Regions from separate parts of the Mus musculus genome. Here region 2 is linked to region 1. A link is a loop called in an ENCODE intact Hi-C map of the cell type or tissue named here. Cell type or tissue: heart. All regions are shown on one strand.

The links. Peaks named below come from ENCODE experiments on the same cell type or tissue, not always from the same donor. Only the 100,000 strongest peaks of a DNase experiment are listed, where the experiment ranks them.
Region 2: a loop joins it to region 1, with 3 times the contacts of the local background. A loop is called at or near these places in 3 of 42 quality-filtered maps.

The regions. Positions count from the first base shown.
Region 1 is chr5:101,763,808-101,766,307 of GRCm38, reverse strand. It overlaps Gm42134, which reads left to right and starts at 1,045. Exons shown (of 6, transcript XR_880489.2): 1 at 1,045-1,338; 2 at 2,436-2,500. It overlaps Cds1 (CDP-diacylglycerol synthase 1), which reads right to left and starts at 1,178. Exons shown (of 13, transcript NM_173370.3): 1 at 819-1,178. The coding sequence starts at 935. In heart, a CTCF peak has its summit at 1,073; DNase peaks (open chromatin) are centred at 667 and 1,227; H3K4me3 peaks cover 1,615 bases; H3K27ac peaks cover 883 bases; H3K27me3 peaks cover 2,371 bases.
Region 2 is chr5:102,072,814-102,075,313 of GRCm38, reverse strand. No RefSeq gene overlaps it. Among named protein-coding and RNA genes, the nearest start is that of Wdfy3, 4.1 kb to the right of the region's middle. In heart, a CTCF peak has its summit at 1,048 (motif pointing right); no DNase peak of the experiment used is centred here.

The sequences.
Region 1 (2,500 bases):
CCCAAGTGCTGGGATGACGGCAGATACCACCACACTACATTCCACAAAACAGAAATCCAAGAATGATTCAAAAGTTTTGAGTCTCTCAAGCGAAGAGGAATTCTGTAAGCAAACTCGTATAGCAAATCTATTCTCTGGCCCAATTTCATAATCTACCAAGCTCATGCAGCCATAAAACTTTTATTATTTTTCCTCCTAAGTTCTTACTGGCACTGGTTTATCAGAAAACACACCTAAACGTTTGACTCTTCCTAGCTTCAATTATAATAGTGACCGTACATATCCGCATATTTTAAAATATGAAGCAAAGTTCATCTATTTTAAAGCGGGGGAGGAGTGGCGTGCTAAAAGTCTGGAATTAGCCTGTTCGGTTAAATGAAATCCACCGATGGGACAACTGCCTGGTTTGAGGCGCACTTACATGTTCCCCATATATGACAGCCTCAACCCTCCGAAATCTATCAGCCAGAAAAAAAGAACAGAGAAACGAAAGCGCAGCTTGGAGGAGCTCCAGAAGCCGGTCTGCGCCAGGCTCCAATGACAGGCTAGGACCCAAGGTGCCCGTCTTAAGTTTACTCCCAACTTTGTCGCCCTACCAAGGAAAGGCGAGAGAGGTGACAGCCACTAGACAGCCAGAGCGCCTGCGGGGACGGGTTCCATCCTGACCCCAGAACCAGGAGATCCGGGAAAGAAGCTAGAGTGCAGTCCGGTTCCGGAACGGCGGCCCGGCCGCGCACGCCCCGGGACAGAGGACGAGCAGGACCCCCCACGACACGCCCGCTCCAGGGGCGCGGCCCGGCCCCGCCGCACTCACTCACTTTGTCGCTGGTGCTCTCGGTTTCGTGGTCACCGCCGGCCGCCTCTCCCTCGCGGGGTGGCGGCGCCCCCGCTCCCCCAGGGCCGGGGCAGCCCCCGCGGTGCCGCAGCTCCAGCATGTCCCGCTCCCGCGTCGCTGGGCTGGCGTCGTCTAGCGCCCCGCCACCGCGGAGCCGCGCCGGGTCACCCCCAGAACGGCATCAACGAGCGAGCGCTCGAGGCCGCCGGCAGGGTGTGCGGACCGGCGCGGGCGGGGACGCGGCGCCGTTGCCAGGTGCGCCGTTCCACGCACTGGCCCCAGGGGGCGGAGGAGCAGCACGGCCCTCCCTCGCGCCTCGCGACCGCGCCACCCGGCCCGCCCCACCTTCCCGCCGCCGAGCTCCCGCAGCGCGGTCACGCGCCGCAGGCCCCGCCCCGCTCGCCCCTCCGCGCTGCACTGCGGTGCCCGAGGCCCCGCCCCGGGCGATGACGTCAATGCTCGGGCCCTGCCCCGGCTCCCTGGGCAGGTGGGGGCACGGAAAGGTACGCGAACGGCCGAGGACGAGGGACGAGCCAGGGACGGAGGAACGCGGGGGCGAGCCTGGGCGCCGCCGGGAAGTCCTCCTTGGCGCAGGGATGTCAGGCGGAGTTCAACTGACTCCTCCAAGGGACTCGGCCCTGCTTGACACGCCGCAGCGTGGCGGAGCGTCGCAGGCGTCCCCAAGCAGAAACTTGCTGGGCAGGACAGACCCGTTGGCTCTGCGTTCCAGCCAGTGCTTAACCTCCCTGGTGCCTGGGGATGAGTTGGCCAACAGTTTCAATATCGTACCCAGGTTCTGTACTGGGGAAACTCGGGGTTTTGAGTCTCTCAGAGAGTTTCTACCATAGGATCCACAGACAGCCTTTGATGCCCTAGGGCGCCGCTGCGGGGTACCTCTCTGAAAGACAAGGACCTTGGGACGCTAAAGGTGGAACAGGATGGACACATGATCTGGTTTAACTCTAGTCTAATCCTGTTAGCAGGTGCTTAGGGGGTTTTTTCACACATATTTGCGAGCTGGTCCTTAAAGGCCAAAGACACACATCCGTAATTCACACAAACCAGACAGAGGAGCACCTTTATTGTAATAAATCAACAATTTATCAGGTCATTACTAAAAATAAGTAATATGTTGTCCTTAAAGCCTCATAACTAACCAGCAAAACCAAACGTCAGAGGAGGATGCAATGAAAAACAGTAGACTCAGGTAGAGAGACACTTGCAGCCAAAACTGATAACCGGAATTCAATCCCCAACATGATGGACATAGAGAACTGCCTCCAGAAAGCTGTCCTCTGATCTCCACGCTGACACCCACACATATAAATAGATAAATATCATTTAAAACTAATGGAAGATATGAGATGGACGTGGTGTGGGTTTTCCATAAGGAACGGAAGACTGCTAGTAATTAGGTCAATTGATCTACATTGTTTTGGAGGGCCAGAGAAAAAGTACTTCTGGATACAAAGATAAAATGACCGTGGGGGTGGGGGGTGGGGGAGTAAGGGGTGGGGACCACAGAGGCTGGAATGGGTTGGCTCTGGCTGTTGATCCTACCCAGCAGAAAGGACCAGAGTTCCTTTCAACTTTCTTCCAGGAAGTTGAGGAGCCAGTGTTCTAACCCCCGTGGTGCCAATTATCTCCATGGCCTCTAGTAAGCAG
Region 2 (2,500 bases), 310 kb before region 1:
TTTTTAGTAGACACAGTGGGCTGAAAGGAGTCCAGGGTAATGTGGGTGAAGCAGAGGTGAGACTGTTTTGGCTGTAATAGGGAAACCAGATTAGTATCAGAGAAAGCAGTATTAAGCAAAGTTCATATTTAAGAAGATACAGGAATGGCTGGAAAGATGGCACAGTGGTTAAGAGCACTGCTGCTCTTCCAGAGGACCCGAGTTCAAATCCCAGCAACCACATGGTGGCTCACGACTACCTGTAATGGGATCTGAGGCCCTCTTCTGGTGTATCCAAAGATATGTATAGTATTTTTGTACTCACATATGTAAAATGAATGAATGAATCTTTAAAAACGAAGAAGATGCAGGAAGTCCAACTGCTTGGTAATGGATTGGATGAAGGGCATGAAAACGATTTAAATGTCACAAGTGTGCCTTGGGAGACTTCCAAGTAGAATCCTTACCCTTAAGGAGACCCAGCAGGAGAGAGTGGAACATAGGCTTTGTGGCAGCCCTGCACATCATTTGTAAACGTTACAGCCAGACTTGAATCGTGCACCTGTTGCCAATACTTTGTGTGCATTAATGGGGTAGAACCAAAAATTCTTGTATCATCTACCTGGTGCTAGCATATCATTTAATAATCCTGAATTCAAATATAAGAAGTGTGTTAGTTATACATCACCCTTTATACTTTTAGCATGACTAGAAGACATAGAACAGGCAGTAATAGGGCTAACCTGGAAGCTTAGCATGAGGAGGCTTTGCTGAAACAGTAGGCATGGTGGTGCACACCTGTAATCTACGTTCTTCACAGGTGGAGGCAGGTGGCTGTGGAAATTTTCAATCTAACTAGGGCTACTTATGGAGACTTTGTTGAGAGAGAGAGAGAGAGAGGGAGAGGGAGGGGGAGGGAGAGGGAGAGGGAGAGGGAGAGAGAGAGAGAGAGAGAGAGAGAGAGAGAGAGAGAGAGAGAGAGAGAGACAGAAAAGACAGTAAATTCCTAGATTTTTTTTCCTTGCTTAGAGATGTCTGACTGACATTTTCACTCTGGCCGGCAGATGGCAGTATTTTATCTTGTTTAAGCATTTATAATCAGCTTTTGTTTTGAGTCCTCTAGGCAATCCATGAAATGACAGGGACTTGTGAGAGGTCACCTTACACACTTTTGATCCCCAAACTCCCTTAAACTCTCTTTCAAATTACTAATTTCTTGCAAATAATTATTACTAGTTTTGTAAATAGGAAACCCTACTTTTAAATTTTTTTGATAAAGCTTCACTGTGTAGCTCAGGCCGGCCTCCGAGTCTCACCACACATTTATCTTCTTTAACTTTCTTCCTTAACATTTTTTTTTTCTGAAAAACATGTCAATGATGATCGGCAATTTGGAAAATAAAGTTTAATGTATTTAATAAGGCACGGTTAAAGATTCCCACCAGAAAGATGAACCCCTTCAACTCTGACGTCTCTGGGCTGGAGACTCAGAGGCAGCCTCAGTCTCCCATGGTTGGCTATATGTTGATGTCTTCAACTAAAAAACAAAAAACAAAAAACAAACCCCCAATATTCCCATAGTCGTTTGATGAGTAAATTAACCCCACAGCACAGACTGCTATCTTGCACTTGGGAAAACACACACCCATGCTGGCTTTGAAGTTCTAAGTTCTTCATAACTCCATAAAGAAATAGGGAGGAGTGGGAAATCAAAACATACAAGTGGCCTTGAGTTCTGCAGAGCAAGTCCCAGCCCATCCTGGCCTACTTAGTAATTATCTCAAAAACACAACCAAAGACAAAATATCAGGAGGCCTCCACTATATACGGAATTAGGAGTGCTTTCAACAGCATCTTCAAAATATCCCATTTCCACTATAATAATGATCATTATGATAATGAAGAGAAAAATGTGTCTGCTGTTTCCTCCTGTGGTCCTCTTGTTACTCTAGAGCTCACAGGAGCTTCATTTGTAATATTTACTTAAGTATAAACAGAAACAATCCATCAAGCTACAAGCCCCCCTCCCGCCCAAACAAAAGGCATGGACGCTCAGGCGCTCCCTTTGAATGTATGTACAAGAACAGCAGAAAAAAAAAATGCTTCTAATTGGAACGTTCCAAATGCATTTCTCCCCAATTAGAGTCAGTAACAACTCTAAATGGCACTGTCTTGGGGACAGCTCATCAGTTAATTATAAGGAGTCCTCTAAATTGAGGAGGAAAGAGTGATACTCAGTTTTGATCATTACAGATAAATATGGCTTGTCATTCCTCGCTTGATATTCTAGACAGTCCGTCAGAGGCAAACAGGGAACAGAGATAATTGTCTTTTACAAAGAGCAGAGATTATGAGAACAACACTGAACATTTACTTAACTCTGTCTTCTGGTCTGGGGTATGTTTTTTTCCACAAACATTTCGATCACATGATCCCCAGAGAGACTCATTTGCTTGCCCAGTTTCCCTTCCATCTGGGTCTTCTAAACAAGGGGAAACAATATGGTAATTCTATTATTGTA